Linked DNA regions of Homo sapiens: region 2 is linked to region 1. A link is an interaction called in ENCODE POLR2A ChIA-PET data of the cell type or tissue named here. Cell type or tissue: A673. All regions are shown on one strand. Links, peaks and the distances in the headings refer to the core of each region. The heading gives the core; the rest is flanking DNA. Region 1 holds the start of LOC101929698 (a long non-coding RNA gene). Region 2 overlaps KIF3B (kinesin family member 3B).

Region 1 (9,684 bases), core at 4,295-6,794:
AGAAATTTACTGAGACAGGATGAAGGTTTGGGCTATAGATTCTCAGATACTGAAAATGTGGTCGATGGCATTTCAGGCCTTTCCCGTGCTCTCATGGTGGCAGGTTAGGCCCCTGCAGCTCAGCTACACAACAAGAGGAGGTAATAGATGGAGCAAAGGAAAGAAGCCAGAAGCGGACAAGCAAGGCTGGGAGTAGTGAAGACAGTTGGTGGGATGGGTAGAAGCTCGGGAGGCTGGGAACTGAGAGGGAAGTGGTGGCCTCAGTGGGAGAGCCCCATGGGGAGAGAATGAGGCAGACTAAAATCTAGGCAGCCAAAGCAGCAGACCCCATATCCTCACAAATGCCACAGGGTCTACCCCACTTATTGGTCCATGCACATTTTCAGGAGCAGACACAGATGCTCAAAGTTTGAACAGTCTAGAGAAATGGCTATTCCAAGACAGTAGCAAAATCTGCAAATGGTGAAAAGAGAGTGGAGACGGCAAAGATATGCTGAGAGCTAGAAAGATTCTGCCTCTTACAGCAAAGCTTAACAGCCCTCCTCACCTCCCCAATGGCAGACCTCCAAGGTCTGGAGTGTCACTGGGAAACTGTCTTTGATCATCATAAAATATCACACTTTGCCCTACTTAATGCTTTTTTTTTGCCTTGAACATTTATTTAACATTAATAGCACTACTCCCTCTTTTTTAATTTTCCTTTTTGTGTCATTTTGATAAATGTCTTTTGTAAATACCCAATGCCATTTAAGAAGGCCCATCTGAGCTTTTTATGATACTGTGTAATGAAATTTAACCCATTCACATTTTTTATATTTAGTAGTTTGGTGTTGTTTGTATTATGTTACTTTATGTAATTTATTATATACATTTATCATATTCCTTTATATTTATTTTATATGTATACATAAATCTCTTTTTTGTGGTTTCTTCGTTTAGTCCCCATGTAATCACTCTTGCTGGACTGATTAAGTTTTCTGTGTTTCTTTTATTCACTCTACTGGTTTAGAAGTTCTACATTCTATTTCTAGTCCATGGAGATTACTCTTTAACTTTAAAGAAACATCTCAGAGGCCGGGCGTGGTGGCTCACGCCTGTAATCCCAGCACTTTGGGAGGCTGAGGTGGGTAGATCACGAGGTCAGTAGATCGAGACCATCCTGGCTAACACAGTGAAACCCTGTCTCTAATAAAAATACAAAAAATTAGCCAGGTGTCATGGCGGGCGCCTGTAGTCCCAGCTACTCGGGAGGCTGAGGCAGGAGAATGGTGTGTACCCAGGAGATGGAGCTTGCAGTGAGCCAAGATCGTGCCACTGCACTCCAGCCTGGGTGACAGAGTGAGACTCCATCAAAAAAAAAAAAAGAAAGAAAGAAAGAAAAAAACATCTCAAAACCTCTGCAGCTGCTTTTTTTTTTTTGACTGAGTCTTGCTCTGTCGCCAGGCTGGAGTGAAGTGGCATGATCTCTGCTCACTGCAACCTCTGCCTCCCAGGTTCAAGTGATTCTCCTGCCTCAGCCTCTGAGTAGCTGGGACTACAAGCACGTGCCACCATGCCCAGCTAATTTTTGTATTTTTAGAAATGGAGTTTCCTCATGTTGGCCAGGATGGTCTCGATCTCTTGACCTTGTGATACACTCGCTTCAGCCTCCCAAAGTGCTGGGATTACAGGCGTGAGCCACTGCACCGGCCACCTCTGCTTCTTTAAGAGACCATCAAAGGTCACACACATTGAGCCACAGCAGGAGACAAGGCCATGTTTCCATTCTGCTATTACTCCTCTGAACTCCCAGTTCACCTGGGCTGCAGGGCAGCCTGAGGAAGGAAAGAAGGGAATCATCACTGCTATCAGGCTCCTAAACATGGAGCCTAAGTCAGTTAGACTTAAACAGGTTGTCTAAGTCAGTACTCTTGGGTTCTCCATGGTAAGAACCCCATGAGTCAGCACTGTTTGAGTAAGTGACAGTCTCTCACAGTAACCCATTAACACTCCTTCTCCTTTGTGTCTGCCCATATTTTGGGGGTCTTTCTGGGCAGGGGGGAGATTGAGAGGGTTCATAAGAAAGAGAAAAGATAATGATTAAAAAGTAAATGTAGTTAGCCAAAAAAGTGGAAACAACCCAAATGTCCATGAACAGATAAATGCAGTAAACAAAATGTGGTTAATACAAATACAATAAACAAAATGTATGGTTAATACAATGAAATATTATTGTCATAAAAAGGAATAAAGTTGGTCAGGCGCAATAGCACACATGCCTGTAATCCCAGCACTTTGGGAGGCTGAGATGGGCAGATCGCTTGAGTTCCAGACCAGCCCAGACAACATGGCGAAACCACATCTCTACAAAAAAAAATACAAAAATTAGCTAGATGTGGTGGTGCTCACCTGTGGTCTCAGATACTCAGGAGGCTGAGGTGGGCAGATTGAGCCCGGGAGGGCAAGGCTGCAGTGAACTGTGATCGTGTCACTGCACTCCAGCCTGGGTGACAGAGTGAGACCCTGTCTCAAAAAACTAACAAAAAGGAATAAAGTTCTGACACATGCTACCACATGGATGAACCTTGAAGACATGATGCACAAAAGGACAAAAGGACATCTGATTCCACTGACATGAGGTGCCTAAAAGAGCCAACTGCACAGAGAGAAAGCAGAATAGAGGTTACCAGGGCTGGGGGAGGGGAGGAAGGGGAATTATTGCTTAATGGGTACAGAGTTTCTGTTTCGGGTGATGAAAAAATTTTGGAAATAGATAGTTGGTGATGGTTGTGCAACATTGTGAATATACTCAATGCCACTCAATTATATACTTAAACGTGGTTAAAATGGCACATTTTAGGTTTTATATATTTATCACAGTTTTCTTAAAAAAATGAATGTGGAGAGTTTTTCAGGGTGGGCTTGTTTCCTTCTCCATTTAGGGGGATGGAAGCCTGAGAAAGTTCCTGCTGGAAATCTGAACCTTGATCCCTAGTGCTGACTGAGGAAGCGCTCTCTCCTGGGCCTGGCTTCCAAGGAGGGGGCTTCCTCGGAGTCCTGGCCTCCTTCTCCTCTGTTCCCCAAACTGGCTCCAGCCTCCCCTGGCCCCAGGTCCTGCTCCAGCTGTTACCTCTCAGCTTCCCTCACCCAGGCCCTCTCTGCTTGCCCAAGCCAGGCATTTTAAAAATAAGCCAGGCCCGGCACGGTGGCTCACACTTGTAATCCCAGCACTTTGGGAGGCCGAGGAGGGCGGATCACCTGAGGTCAGGAGTTCAAGACCAGCCTGACCAACATGGAGAAACCCCATCTCTACTAAAAATACAAAATTAGCCGGGCGTGGTGGTGCGTGCCTGTAATCTCAGCTATTCAGGAGGCTGAGGCAGGAGCACCGCTTGAACCCAGGAGGCAGAGGTTGCAGTGAGCCGAGATCGCGCCATTGCACTCCAGCCTGGGCAACAAGAGCAAAACTCCATCTCCAAATAAATAAATAAATAAGCCAGTGCCTCTGAACTTCCTGGCACTAGCCCCTTCTGTTTTCTGTCCCAGGTGACAGCTCTGTGGCTGCTGTTTTGTCCCCTCTACTAAGAAGAGCTCACTGTCTGTGAAGGGGTCTGCTCCTCCTCACCTGCCCTCCAGGACCCAAGGAAAATTCTGGGCCAGGACAGAACAGTAGAGGAGAGGGAGGCAGAGGTTAATGGGGGCAAGCTAGAACCTCCATCACGTGGGCTCAGACAATGGAGCTGCACCACTTCACACACTGCTGTGAGGACCATTAAAACCATTAGCGGGACATTAGCTCTGCTCCAGGAACTGCAGAGAGGGAGGCAAGGGAGGTGCCCACAGTCCTCCAGAGGTGAGCCCTGAGCCTCTCTGGGCCTCGGCTTCCTCTGGGTGGGAGAAGGAGCACAGTTGTCTCTCTGCTTCCACAGCTAATTTCTACAAGGGGCCTGAAATCTTCCTTCCCTGCCCCTTCCAAGAAGATGGCTCAGTCCTCTGTGCAACTAAATACAATTTCCATTTTATATCTTTTTAAGAGTATTCCCAAATAAAAAAACTCTTTGATCAGACCACACTCCACTATTTTCTGCTCAGTGTGGCCACTTTGATGACAGCTCTTGGGGTCTGTGTCTTAGGCTGGAGGTGCCGAGAGGGTGGAGTCTAACCCCCATAGCGGTGCCTTGTACATTGAGGACACTATAAATATTGGGTGCACTGAACCAGACTTCAAGAAGAATCTTTCTTCTTTCTGTGAATCTTGTTATTGAATTTTCATATTATCTAATACCCTCTGCAGAGAAGGACTCATTTTCTAGCATATTAATCTGATACAACTGGCCTACAAGTAACATGATTCTGTCCAGCCCTCAAGAAAATCCCACCACCTGCATTTTGATCAAAGCAAAGTGAGGGAAAATGTTCTCCTTATCTTACCATTTGTCTCTTGGATACGTGATGTTGGAAATAAACAGATTATTGAGATTTTTTCTTACCCAAAGTTTTCAGATATAGAGCTTTGTTCAGCATTAATAAAATATTTATCCTGGCCGGGCACAGTGGCTCATGCCTGTAATCCCAGCACTTTGGGAGGCTAAGGCAGGTGGATCATGAGGTCAGGAGTTCGAGATCAGCCTGGCCAACAGAGTGAACCATGTCTCTACTAAAAATACAAAAAAAAAGTAGCCAGGCCTAGTGGCGGCCTCCTGTAATCCCAGCTACTCGGGAGGTAGAGGCAGGAGAAATGCTCGAACCTGGGAAGTGGAGGTTGCAGTGAGCCGAGATCGCACCACTGCATTCCAGCCAGGGTGACGGTGTGAGACTACATCTCAAAATAAATAAATAAAATAAAATAAAACAAAATATTTATCCTGGTTACCGGTTACTTTAGAATTGGATTTATTTTCCATGTAACCTGCATTAGAAATTTGCAAACACTACAGATGTCCTCTTTTGGCATTTTGTGGTCAGAGTGATGAAATGAAACCACTCTCAAAGCCTTGTCTTGGGACATCGGATTTGACAGCAGCCGAACCTGTCCTGCGGCTGTGTTTGGATGGTGGGGAGTCATTCGCCCACCCTGGCCTGCCTTTGCTGCACAGGAAATAAGCTAGTAATTCAAGTATATGTATTTTTAGTTCTAACTCAAGCTGAAGAATCAAAGACTGCTGGGTCCTTGGCCCTTCCTTGATGCTGCAGATAAATAATCTGGTGAGCCATGTGATTTCATCTTGCGCCACGTGCCCAGCCATAAAACAGGGATAACGGCACTGCCTAAGAGGCTGAGGCCTTGAGAGCTCATTGCTTTGCATGGAGTGCTGAAGACTGACAGATGAAGGGCTCTAGGCATGAGGCGGGAGGCTGCTTCACCTGCCAGGTGGTGAAAGGCAGGCCTGAACTTCCATCTCCTGCCGCACTCAGAAGAAGCTGGCTACATTCAGAGGCCCCCACCTGGAAACTACTAATGAAGCTGAGGAAGTCACATCCAGCCCCACTGTAAGCAGAGGCCACCTCGATCTTGGCCCTGCCCCAGCTGGACTCCCAGAACACCCTGGAGACAAATGCCCTCCACAGTCCTTTCTTCCTTTGGGAGCTACCAGAGCCTCACCAGGGCAATTCCTGCATCTCAGGTCATGAACTTCGGTTCATCCCCTGATACTCATCAGGTGCTTATGCACACAACACTGTGCTTTCCCCCTTTTGCTTCGGCAACAGAACTCCTCACATTCTCTGCTGCAGCCACACCAGCCCCTCAAATCTCTTGAAGGCTTGGTCCTCCCTTGAGCCACAAGGCCTTTGCATAAGCTGTTCCCTTGGCCTGGAACTCTCTTCCCCTCAGATTCCACTCTCAGCTGAAGCTCCCTTTCTGAGGCACAGCTTCCCTGACCCCTGCCTCAGTCCACCCTCCAAGCCCACCCTAAGTACCCCCAGTGCCACGTGTCCTTCTGCACCATGGCAATGCCCCACTGATCACTTCCTCCATTGTTTATCACTGCCTGCTGTGAGCTGGGCATTTGTGTGGGATCCTCTGGCTGGTGTCTGTCTCCCCTAGATCAGAAGAAAATACAGGGATGCCAGCCGGAATCTCAGCACTTTGGGAGGCCTAGGCAGGCAGATTGCTTGAGCCCAGGAGTTCGAGACCAGCCTGGCCAACATGAGGAAACCCTGTCTCTACAAAAAATACAAAAAATTAGCAGGTGTGGTGGCAGGTGCCTGTAACCCCAGCTACTCGGGAGGCTGAGGCAGGAGAATCACTTGAACCCAGGAGGCAGAAGCTACAGTGAGCCGAGATTGGGCCACTGCACTCCAGCCTGGGTGGCAGAGTGAGACTCTGCCTCAAAAAAAAAAAAAAAAAAAAAAAGAAAAGAAAGAAAATCTAGGGGTACTGCTGTTTCTGTAAATCCTCAGAGCCTGGCTCACAGAACAGAGCTCCATAAATATTTGTGGAATGACTGAATCCTCGTTAAAGCACCTAACCCATAGTCTTAACTCCCCTCCTTCCATTGACGCAAGTGAAGATACAGTTAGGATTTTTAACCAGATCAAATATCTGATTTGTTAGTGAGAGATCGCAACTTGCACGACACTGACCACTACTGGTTCTAGTGGTGACCTGGATTTAGTGCCATTCTGTATGAAACAAAACCAGGGGGCTGTGCTTCCGGCTGTTTGTGCGGTTTTGTGCTTCATTCTTCATGGGCACAGATGAGCACGGTGATAACAGTGTTTACGAAGCCAGGTGCCGGAGACAGTGAGGATGGCTACAGGAAAGAAAGGCCACAGATTGCTCTTCAGTGGCAGTGAGAGGAGACCTAATGCAGAGGCTGCACAGTGGTGCTGGGATTCTATAACCAACAACAAAAGCAACACCCTCATTACCGACACTCCTGCAGCTCAAACTACTTTGCCTTTGTGCGTTGGAAACCCAACCCAAGCCCATTTTCCCCACTGGAATTATTTGTGATGATGTGAAGTTTTTGGAGATGCAACCATCCCAGAACAGGCACGCTCAGATGAGAAGACGTGGGAGACACAGTTCTAGCAAACAGTTCTACCGCTCAGAGCAAAGCCTACGTCACACAGCCTCTAGGGTCTGGGCACAGTGTGGGGACAGGAGGGCTGGCCGCCCTGCCTCTTGAAAGGAATACGCAGCTCTGCAGGTTCAAGCCACCCAGCTGAAGTCCTCAAACTGGGTAACACGGGCCAAGATGCCACCTGCACGTGTCCTGCTACATCACCATGGATCTGGCCAAGGAGCCACCACCCCCTCGGAGCACGCATGCTGGGGTTGTCAAGGAGACCAGTGCACAGGACGGCCGCACCCAGGGCTGGAGACCGGCAGCGCAGGACAGCTGCATCCAGGGCTGGAAGACAGACTCGAGTTCTGACCCATCTTTCAATGGGAGAGAAAGAATCCAATCCCCTGCTAGGGCCACAAGGACATGATGGGTTTGGATGCCATAAGAGATGAGAACACTCCAAGCTGAAGGCAAGAAGTGATTACCCTGGTTTTAGGCAGTGGTTGGGGGGTGGAGGTGGAGGGGAACTCACCTAGTCCTTCTTTGAAAGACAGTCAGGCTACGTGCTTTGCAAAGGGTTAGGAGGTGGACTGTGTGGGAAGGCAGGCGAGAGGGAGTTTCTTTTCATAGCCTGTTTCCATGGTGTCTCACGGCCCTTGGCAAACCCCAGCTGGGGAGGCTTGGACGGCCAGGAGGCCCCAGGTCCACCCTCCAAGGACTATCCCCTAGTCCTCTGGGCCCCAAGAGTGACAGAGGCCACAGGCAGGCGGCTACTCTCTCTTGCCTCCCTGGGGGAAGGTGGCAAGAGGCCAGCGATAAAGGGCAGAGCAGAGAAAGAACAACTCCAGGGGCCAGGGCTGCGGCTCCCTCCCTTCCACGTCCCCTCCTCCCCCTCCTCCCACGAGCCCACCCAAGGGGAAAGTTTTCTCCCTGAAGACCTGCAGGGCTGTCTGCACAGGAGACCCTCTCACGAGAAACACATTCTTGCCTCCCGCCTCTCCGCCTGGACAACCCAGATAACCAGATAAGGGCCTCTTTGATTTCCCGTGTGTTTACACAAGCTGTGGCCCCAAGTCTTGGAAAGAATCAACCACCGCCAGGCAAGTCAGGACGCCTCCAGGTGGGGTGAGGGGAGACGGCCGCCTTACCTGCTCCTGGGAATTCATCACTCGAAGCTTCATCTGCTTCAGGTAGGTGGAGGTGAGGGGCATGTTGTAATCAATAATCCCAGAGACCAGTGGAGATGGAGGCTCGTTTTCTGGCAGAAAGAACAAAAGGAAAGCCCTTTCAGTCTGTGCTGCGGGCCTGTTGCCCACATGGAGCATTTAACAGAGCCCGTGGAAGAGGAAGCCACCTTGGAGGAGAAGGGACAGGTCAGAGGTCGCAGACTCTGTGGCTCACCCACATCTGGCCCAGAGATGTGGACTGCATGGTGTCAAAAATATTTTTTTTTTATTAAATGCCAGTGTTCTATTTAGAGATTTCACACGTTAAAAAACAATGAGGCCGGGCGTGCTGGCTCATGCCTGTAATTCCAGCACTTTGGGAGGCCAAGGCAGGAGGATCCCTTGAGCCCCAGGAGGGGACACAGGCCCCAGGAGTTCGAGACCAGCCTGGGCAACACAGGGAGATCTCGTCTTTACAAATAATAAAATAAATTAGCCAGACGTGGTGGTGTGTGCCTGTAGTCCTAGCTACATAGGAGGCTGAAGTGGGAGGATCGCTTGAGGCCAGGTGGTCAAGGCTGCAGTCTGCAGTGAGCTGTGATGGCACCACTGCACTCCAGCCTCAGCAACAGAGTGAGAATCTATCTCTAAAAAACAAACAAAAAAACCCAGCAAACCCACCCCCACAACACACACACACGTTTATAGGAATTTTTGGCTTCTTTGAAGAACATAAGGTCTGGCCACATGGGGCCCCCACTCCCGAAGGCAAGCAACCACTGCCACTTCAGCAGCCACTTCTTTTAGACAGGGTGTGTGGCTCCCATTTTGCCACAGTCCCCACCACTCCTTATCATATTGCACAGCTTTGCTCATTTGCAAGTATCAATTATGATACTTGCCAGACCCTTGAAGGCATCTGTGTTTCCAACCACTGTCTAAGTCAGTTATCTTCCAGGTGAACACATGCCACTCTCACCTCACCCAATCCCGCCACCCCATAGCATCCCCCAAAAACATCCTCAGGTGCCTTATGCCTCCCAGGTCTGAGCCAGGCCTTCAGTAGCCCCCAAATTCTGGTTCCTCCTTCATCATATGCAGAGGAACATTCTCCTCCCATTTATTCCTTTGTTGTCCTGAAGATCAAAGTGATGCATGTTCTTTTTGCAGAGAATTTGCAAAGTACAGAAAGATGTAAAGAAAAAATTTAAAAACCATAATTGCACCACGCAGCTTGGCATATGCTTCTGTTTATTTTTTCCCTGTGATTTTTCTTTTTTACACATGATCTCATAATGCATACAGAGAATTCCAGTCTGCTTTTAAAAAGTTTTTTTTTCCTTAACATTTTGTCATAGGTATTTTCCCCAACATCAAGAATCTTATTTTGCTTTGTAAGTAGAATTTTTATGGCCATGTAATATTTTACCATAATTTGCTTAAGTCATTCTCTAACGATTGGCTATTTAGGTTGTTCCCATTGGGGCTATTATAAACAACACTGCAGGGGACATCTTTGTGCATAA
Region 2 (9,684 bases), core at 3,743-6,242, 220 kb before region 1:
GACTTCATACTGAGCTTTCTCCCAGACCTTTCGGGTGTGGCTTTTAGAGCGTATTTCTTGGCAGTCAGAGAGCATTACAATCAGCTCATCTTATCAGCATCACACATCTGCACAGCAGCTTGGGATGTTCATGTTTAAGGTTCAGTTAATCATGGTGACACATTGTGTCTTCTCACTTTGTCACACTGATTGCGGACATTGAGCTCTTCACACAGGAAGATCTATCTTTAGCATGCTGATTTATTTAACTCATAATTTGCATTAGAGAGGGAACCAGTGATAATCATGGTGGGTGTGGCTTTTATTTTTAAAGTTTTTGGCAAGACATTTGCAGCACTTGCATTTTGTCATGCTTGAATATAGTCTATAAATGGAAATGGGTTCAAGTGAAATAGAAATTGCCATAGATTATTGGGAGCTTGGGACTTAACCACTCTGGAGTCCTTCATATCACCTTCAGCAGTGCTTTCAGGAAGGGCTTGCTTGGCCTTTTGTGTGTGACATAAATTAAACAGAAACTAAAAGCTCATAGCACAATCTCTAGCAGCTTAGCAGACTACAGTAATCATTACTTTGTAACACATTTCAGAACATAAGCAAAAAATCTAGCTGGCAAATCATAAAAGATTCCATCTAGGTAAGATAAAATATCAGTTCAAGTTACCTAAAGATAACCACAAGAAGATAGTCCTTGGTGGAAGTAGTTACTGGTTTTGCAAGATCTGCAATAATAAGTTAGACTCTGGCCTAAGAAATATATGTAATGTTTTTCCTTATTCTTCAATTGTCAGCCTTTTAAAAATATATAATTTTTTCCGATTATAAAAATAATAAACTTCCATTGAGTAAAAAAATGAGGAAAATACTGAACAGATTAAATAAGGCTGACTTTAAGATCCACCACTGAGAAATAACTACTGTTAACATTTTACTGTCCATATACAAATGTATTCCTAAATACATTTTATCTCATAGGCTTGCAGTTCTCACCTGTTTCCTCCATTGTTGTTATTTAGGCCATTTTCAACATTTAAACATTATGAGTAATGCTTCAGAGAACATCTTAATGATGATTATTTTGTGTAAACCTTTGTCTGCACTGCTGATGATTTCTTTAAACTAGGTCCTTTAATGTTAAAAATTTTAAATTACAAAGGCAACCCCCCTTAAATAATGTTTTTAACATGGCAGTGTTAACCTAAAGCTGAAAAGACAGACAGAATTACAATTTGGTTGGGGAATTTACCCATGGTGATGGTATCCTAACTCAGGTTTTAGCTTACTTGACTACTTGCAAGTATATTTTTAGAAAGTTGTATTCAAAGCATATTTCCCATTTTCTATTTGGAAATGTTTGCTTAACATTATTTCATAACCATTTTTCCATATTTTTGTACTTATTTATTTCAATTTTTGTTTCATTTTATTTTTGTAGAAACAGGGTCTCACTATGTTGCTCAGGCTGGTCTCAAACTCCTAGGCTCAAGCGATCCTCCTGCCTTGGCCTCCCAAAGTGCTCAGATTACAAGTGTGAGCCACCAGGCCCAATCTATTTTTTTTATTTGTTTATTTTTGAGATAGGGTGTCGCTCCGTTGCCCAGGCTGGAATACTGTGGCATGATCATAGCTCACCGTAACCTCCAGCTCCTGGGCTCAAGTGGTCCTTCCACCTCAGCTTCCTAAGCAGCCAGGGCCACAGGTGCGTGCCACCACTTGTGGCTAATTTTTAAATTTTTCATGGAGGCAGGATCTCACTATGTTGCTCAGGCTGGTCTCAACTCCTGGCCTCAAGCAATGCTCCTGACTCAGCCTCCCAAAGTGCTGAGACTACAAGTGTGAGCCACTACGCCTTGCTGTGTTTTTGTGTTTAGTAGTTATTACTACATGTTAGTAGTTTAGTAGTAACTACTACACTTTCCCTGGCATTGAGCATTGAAGTTGTTTCCACCTTTTTATAATCACATATAATGTGTTATACAGAATATCTCCTTCTCTCTCAGCCTCTTAAGAGAACAATTCTAAATAAGTGGTTTGTGAAAAGTTTGAACTTTAAAAAATTCTAACAGAGAACTGTCCATTTCCCTTCTTAGGATCCTCTAAAAGTATCTTTTTTTTTTTTTTTTTTTTTTTTTTTTCAGATGGAGTCTCACTCTGTCGCCTAGGCTGGAGTGCAGTGGTGCAGTCTCAGCTCACTGCAACCTCCGCCTCCTGGGTTCAAGTGATTCTCCTGCCTCAGCCTCCTGAGTACCTGGGATTACAGGTGCACACCACCACGCCCAGCTGATTTTGGTATTTTTAGTAGAGATAGGGTTTCACCATGTTGGTCAGGCTGGTCTTGAACCCCTGACCTTGAGATCTGCCCATCTCGGCCTCCCAAAGTGCTGGGATTACAGGCGTGAGCCACCGTGCCTGGCCTAAAAGTATCTTTAAAAAACAGATTTAGCTGGATGTGGTGGCTCATTCCTGTAATCCCAGCACTTTGGGAGGCCTAAGTGGGAAGATTGCTTGAGGCCAGAAGTTTGAGACCAGCCTGGGCAGCATAGTGAGACCCCATCTATACAAAACATATGAAAATTTACCCGGGTGCAGTGGCTTGCACCTGTACTCCCAACTACTCGGGAAGCTGAGGCAAGTTCAAGCCCAGGAGTTCAAGGCTACAGTGAGCCATGATTGCGCTACTGCATTCCAGCCTGGGTGACACAGTGAATGAGATCCTGTCTCCAAACAAACAAAAAATGAACTTTATTTAGATATATTTTACATATGATGAAGTATTTTTTTGATGTAGTAGTTTTTCTCACCTTCTTTTTAGTCTTCTCTTTATCCATTTTTCTTTCTGATGAAGAATTCCCTGTGAGTAGGACCCAGAACATAGGCCTTTGTCATTTCAACCCTTCGTTCTCTGAATAGGCTGTTTATTGGCAACATTAACTGGAAACATTTTATGTACAGCATTGGAGTCTCACTCTGTCGCCTCAGCTCACTGCAACCTCCGCCTCCTGGGTTCAAGTGATGTGCACTGTATGAACTGTGAGAGCAAGCATATCATTATAACATTGGACAATGAGCCAAGACAGTTCTGATGGACTTTTGAAGAGGGATTTTTCAAAAAGCATTTAACTCATCATATTAATAAAATAAATCCTATGATTTATGGGAAATTCTGTTGGATCAACTTTGGAAACTGTTTACTATAAAGGTAGCATGCGTAGGCATGAATCTTGATAAGACAAGATTCTGATCCGGGGTTCTGAGTGGGTCCTTATATTCTGCAGAGCTGAACCAGGTGGAATAGGAGGAGAGTTTGGGTAACAGTCAAACACAACATCCAAAATTATGTTGAATGTAGTGGTGAGAGCTATTCCCTTTAAAACTCTCTCTTGGTTCTTCTGACTGTGTCAAGAATACTGTATTTGTTTGGTACTGGTCTGGTTTTTTTTTTTTTTTTTTTGAAATGGAGTCTCAGTCACCCAGGCTGGAGTGCAGTGGCACGATCTCAGCTCACTGCAACCTCTGCCTCCTGGGTTCAAGCAGTTCTCTGCCTCAGCCTCCTGAGTAGCTGGGATTACAGGTGCCTGCCACCATGCCCGGCTAATTTTTGTATTTTTAGTAAAGACGGGGTTTCACCATCTTAGCCATGCTGGTCTTGAACACCTGACCTTGTGATCCACCTGCCTTGGCCTCCCAAAGGGCTGGGACTACAGGCGGGAGCCACCATGCTCGGCCACTAGTCTATTTCTTAACACTTATTAAGCTCCCTTTCAAACCAATGGTGATCAAGCTTAAGGCCTCAGATAAGCTACAGTATTTAGCTAGAATTTAGTAACATTGTTGTCTGTTCTTATATTTATTTTCACAGTTACTTTCTATTTATAACAAGTGATACTGATTTTCCATTCATGGTGGTTATATAAAGTTTCTTTTTAAAATAAACTTTGTGTTAAGCAAAGTAGATTTAAAGAAAAAACGTTAAGTAAATAATAGTACAGGTGATGATAGACATGGCGAAAATTGTCCAGAAACAATCGGATTATTGACATTTAGGACATGCTGGTGTGGAAGAAAGGCCATGGACTTTGGAGCCAGATGGACCTGGTTTCAGCTTGCTTTGCCACTTATTAACTCAGTGTGCCATGTTACTTCCCTGTCTAAGTCTCTGTTTTTTTTCTCCTGCAAATTGGGTCAGGGCAGAGTTACCACTTGTGGGCCAGACGCTTGCTGCCTGTCTTCTTCTAGTCCTCACACGGCCCCAAGCAGCAGGTGTTAGTGATATTCCCATTTTACAGATGAGGAAATCAGCTCCGAGGGGTAAGAAACTTTCACAGAGCCTCAGAACTACGAATGATAGGCTGGGCACAGTGGCTCCCAGCACTTTAGGAGGCCGAGGCAGGTAGAACACCTGAGGTCAGGAATTCGAGACCAGCCTGGCCAACATAGTGAAACCCACGCTCTACTAAAAATACAAAAGTTAGCCGTGCGTGGTGGCAGGCGCCTGTAATCCCAGCTGCTTGGGAAGCTGAGGCAGGAGAATCCCTTGAACCTGGGAGGTGGAAGTTGCAGTGAGCCGAGATCACGCCACTACACTGCAGCCTGGGTGACAGCAAGACTCCATCTCAAAAACAAACAAACAAAACTAGGAATGATAGAGCTGGGTTTCAGTCCCAGGTGTGTCTGAATCTCTTTTTGGCTATTCAGGCTACCTCTGCCTGTTAAATACAGGTTTTGCTATGGCCCTCTGCCCATAGCATTATTCACAATAGCCAAGAGGTAGAAGCAGCCCAAATGTCCGTTAACAGATAAATGGATAAAGAATATGTGGTACAGGCCAGGCGCGATGGCTCACGCCTGTAATCCCAGCACTTTGGGAGGCCAAGGCGGAAGGATTGCTTGAACCCAGGAGTTCCAGACCAGCCTGGGCAATATAGTGAGACCTTGTTTCTATAACAAATAATAATAATAATAAATTAGCTCAGTATGGTGGCATGTACCTGTAGTCTCAGCTACTCAAAAGGCTGAGGTGGGAGGATTGCTTGAGCCTAGGAGTTCAAGGATGCAGTGAGCTGTGATTGCACCACTGCACTCCAGCCTGGGTGTCAGCAAGACTGTGTCTCAAAAAAAAAAAAAAGAAAATATATATAGTGCATACATGGAATGGAATATTATTCAGCCTTAAAAAAGAAGGAAGTTCTGACACATGCTTTAGTATTGATGAACCTTGAGGGCATTGTGCTGAGTGAAATAAGCCAGTCACAAAAGGACAAATACTGTTATGATTCCACTTATCCGAGGTAGCTAGAGTAGACAAAATCATGGAAACATGGTTACCAGGGGCTAAGGAGAGGGGGAAATGGGGAATTGTTCAGTGGTTATAAAGTTTCAGCTTTGCAAGATGAAAAAGTTCTAGAAATGTGTTATACAACAATGTGAATATAGTTAACACTACTGAACTATACACTTAAAATGATTAAGAGGGTAAATTTTATATTATGTGGGGTTTTTTACTGTAATTTTAAAAAAATTTTAAATGATAAGCCATTGGTTAGAGGGTGATTTTTTTTTCATTTGGAAAATCCCAATTATGCATAAAACTAGAATAATGTAATGAATCATGAACCCATTACCCACCTCCAGCAGTTCTCAGCACTTGGCAATCCTATTTTACCTATAACCTTCCATGCACCCCACCCCTGAAAAAGATCCCAGATGGCATATAACTTTATCTGAAAATATTCTTGTTTACCTCTAGAGGATAAGAACTTTCTTTTTAAAATAATAACATTTTTTTACACGTAAAAATAATTTCTTACATTGTCTCATATCCAGTGTTCCAATTTCCTTGATTGTCTTATACATTTTTTTTTTTTTTTTGAGACAGAGTCTCGCTCTGTCACCCGGGCTGGAGTGCAGTGGTGCGATCTAGGCCCACTGCAATCTCTGCCTCCCGGGTTCAAGCAATTCTCCTGCCTCAGCCTCCCAAGTAGCTGGGATTACAGACATGCATGCACCACACCCAACTAATTTTTATATTTTTAGTAGAGACAGGGTTTCACCATGTTAGCTAGGCTGGTCTTGAACTCCTGACCTCGAGTGATGCACCCTCCTCGGCCTCCCAAAGTGCTGGGATTACAGGTGTGAGCCACCGCGCCTCGCCTCATTTTTTTTTTCTTGAGACAGGGTCTCACTGTATCACCCAGGCTTGAGTGCAGTGGTGTAGTCAGAGCTCACTGCTGCCTCAAACTCTTAGGCGGCTCAAGCAAACTCCTGGGCTCAAGTGATCCTCCCAACTTAGCCTCCTGAGTAGCTGGGGCCACAGGCATATACCACCGCACCTGGCTAATTTTTAAAAATTTTTTTGTAGAGACAGGATCTTGCCATCTTGTCCAAGCTGGTCTTGAACTCCTAGGCTCAAGTGATCCTCCCACCTCAGCCTCCCAAAGTGCTGGGATTATGGGTGGTGAACCACCTAGCTTGGTCCTTGTACATTTCTTAACAGTTGGTTTGTTTGAATCAAGATCAAAAAAGGAGCTGGACGTAGTGGCTCACCATGGTGGCTGGTATTACATGATGGACCTGTAATACCAGCAGTTTGGGAGGCCTAAGTGGGAGAATCACATGAAGCCAAGAGTTTGAGACCAGCCTGTGCAACAAAGCAAGACCCCCCCCAACTTCTACAAACAATTTTAAAAATTAGTCCAGGCATGGTGGCTCATGCCTGTAATCCTAGCACTTTGGGAGGCTGAGGTGGGTGGATCACTTGAGGTCAGGTGTTTGAGACCAGCCTGGCCAACACGGTGAAACCTCGTCTCTACTAAAAATAGAAAAAAAAAAAAAAAAAAAAAAAGAAAAGTCGGGTCCAGTGGCGCACGCCTGTAGTCCCAGCTACTCTGGAGGCTGAGGTGGGACGATTGCTTGAGCGAGGAGTTCGAGGCTGCAGTAAGCTGAGATTCTGCCACTGCACTCCAGCCTGGGCAACAGAGCAAGACCTTGGCTCTTGAAAAACAACAGAATGTGAAGACCTTGACTCTTAAAAAACAATAGAATGTGTACAACAGTCCTACCTCTGGGAGTGGATCCTACCAACTACTCCCACTTACCCTAAAGGTATATATGTTCAGTATAGCCACTGCAGTACTGTTTGCAGTAGCAAATGACCAGAGACCATCAGAAGGTCCCTCAATAAGGGACTGACTGATCAAAGACATTTTTTGGCTGGGCGCAGTGGCTCATGACTGTAATCCCAGCACTTTGGGAGGCCAAGGCAGGCGGAACACCTGAGGTCAGGAGTTCAAGACCAGCCTGGCCAACATGGCAAAACCCCGTCTCTACAAAAAATAAAAAATTAGTTGGATGTGGTGGGGTGTGCTTATAGTCCCAGGTACTTGGGAGTCTGAGGTGGGAAGATTGCTTGACCCCAGGAGGTTGACGTTGCAGTGAGCTGTGATTGTGCCACTGCACTCCAGCCTGGGCAACTGAGACTCTGTCTCAAAATAAATGAGTGAATGAATGAATGAATGAAAGGAAGTAAGACAGAAAAGAAAGGAAAAAGAAGCAGCTAAGCATGGTGTCTGATGCCTGTAATCCCATACTTTGGGAGGCTGAGAGACGGAAGGATCACTTGAGCCAGGAGTTTGAGACCAGCCTGGGGACCAGCCTGGGCAACATAGTGAGACATTTGTCTCTACAAAAAATAAAAACAAAATTAGGTTTGGTGGCATGTACCTGTAGTCCCAGCTACTGAGGAGGTTGAGGTGGGAAGACTACCTGAGCCCAGGAGGTTGAGGCTATGGCGAGCCAACATCATGCCACTGCACTCCAGCCTGGAGTGCAGAGCAAGAGTCTGTCTCAAAAAAACAAACAAAGAAAACAACACAAAATGAGTTGGGGGGCGGGGAGAAGGAGTTCTCCAAGATTTATATAGGAAGAAGTACAGTGGTATATAGTATACTGCTACTTGAGTTAAAAAGGTTTAAAAGCAAAAGATGAAGATGAAGGAGCAATGCAGATATGTTAGGAAGATTTACATGTTCACTGTACACTCTGTACAGCTTGAATTGCGTTAATCTTTGCATAGACATACACATGTATATATGCGTATATATCAGGTGTTTTAAAAATATATGGGTTTATATATGGGTTTTAAAATAAGACAAATCTGGTTTTGAATCCTGACTCTTCCACTTAATTGTCGTGTAACCTTGGGCAAATTAATTTCCCTGAGTCTCTGATCCTTATTCTTTAAATGAGGCTAATGCCTGCCTTCCTCCCAAGGTGATTTTGAGGATTAAAAGAGGACTCACATTAAGCTCTTGGTATACTGTGAGTTGTGACTATTGAATACAATAAAACCCAAGAACTGCATTGATTCTGAATAGTAGGTGTTGTCCAACAGACTTGAATATATTTTTGAATGTATTTTATGTTTTACAATTGAATGCCAAAAAGAGTTTCTTTTCTTCTTTCCCTGCCTAAATAAATGCTTTGTTTGCCTCTTTGTGTCATCAAATGACAGAGAGTACATGGCGCCAGTTTGAATTCAGGGCAGGCATTTATTGTCCTTGTTACTTGACTGTGACGTTTTTAGGTTTCTTTCCGGAGAACTAGCGTGTCTTCTTCAGACATTTAAGCTGAAATCAAAGTTCTGGACTTTTCTCCAAAGAAAACATTGCTTTATTGCTTCCCCCACCTTAATTATAAAAATCAAAATACATGCACCCATCAAAAAATACAAAGAAAGCAAAAAAATAGCCTGCAGGCGCACCACCCTAGAGGTCAATATTACCTGCATTTCATGAGTATTTATTAGTACTTTTCAATGTTAAAAGCTAAGCATTTAACATTCATTAGTTTATTTAATCCTCAGAACAGTTCTTTAAGGGAGATATTGCTATTAACCATACTTGGTGGAAGAAGAAACTGTGACTTAGTTTCTTGAGATTTTATAGCTAGTAAATGGCAGAGCAGAAATTCAAAGCCAGACCTGCTGAACACCTCAGCTCATGCTTTTAACAATGTCTTTACTCTGTGTTCCCCAAATCTGCATCTGCACATGTGCCTGTACACATAAACATTAACTGTATCATAGTAATTCTGTTTAGTAGCCTTTTTCTTCACTCAGCAATATGTCTTGAATATTGCCCATATCTAAATACCTAGAGGTTTGTTGCCATTTTTAATGACTTCATAGTTTCCCATTGTAGAGATGTGCCATAATCTAACCACTCCCTTATTGATGAGCATTTAAGTGCTTAGAGGTGGTGATGTGACAAACACAAATTGTGTATTACATTGTTGCACATGTATTTAGTTACTCAATTATGTCCTTAAAATAATTCCAAGAAATGGAATTGCTGTTTCAAGGGAGTATTCACATTTAGAGTTTTGGTACTGATTGCCTGACTGCCCTCAAGTATGTTGTGCCAATTTGAGATGCTGTGGCTCTTATATGTTCTTTCTGTAAGGGACATTTTGAAACTTTTTAGACAGTTCACGCAACTGTTTGGCTTACAAAAAAGGTGACGCCCCCCGCCCCCTTTTTTTTTTCTTTTGTGACAGAATCTCGCTCTGTCGCCCAGGCTGGAGTGCAGTGGTGCGATCTCAGCTCACTGCAAGCTCCGCCTCCCGGGTTCACACCATTCTCCTGCCTCAGCCTCCTGAATAGCTGGGACTACAGGTGCCCGCCATCAT

What was found. ChIA-PET counts read pairs that join two places held together with the same protein. Peaks named below come from ENCODE experiments on the same cell type or tissue, not always from the same donor. Only the 100,000 strongest peaks of a DNase experiment are listed, where the experiment ranks them.
Region 2: POLR2A ChIA-PET joins it to region 1 with 16 read pairs; 4 of 35 experiments call an interaction of 5 or more read pairs at or near these places.

Annotation. Positions count from the first base shown.
Region 1 is chr20:32,503,207-32,512,890 of GRCh38, forward strand. It overlaps NOL4L (nucleolar protein 4 like), which reads right to left. Exons shown (of 11, transcript NM_001256798.2): 4 at 8,141-8,250. It overlaps LOC101929698 (a long non-coding RNA gene), which reads left to right and starts at 6,753. Exons shown (of 3, transcript NR_110619.1): 1 at 6,753-7,462; 2 at 8,009-8,182. RefSeq lists enhancers at 2,695-3,377, 3,378-4,059 and a silencer at 7,772-8,167. In A673, for the core only: no CTCF peak of the experiment used is centred there; no DNase peak of the experiment used is centred there.
Region 2 is chr20:32,285,766-32,295,449 of GRCh38, forward strand. All of the region lies in intron 1 of KIF3B (kinesin family member 3B), which reads left to right. Among named protein-coding and RNA genes, the nearest start is that of KIF3B, 13 kb to the left of the region's middle. In A673, for the core only: no CTCF peak of the experiment used is centred there; no DNase peak of the experiment used is centred there.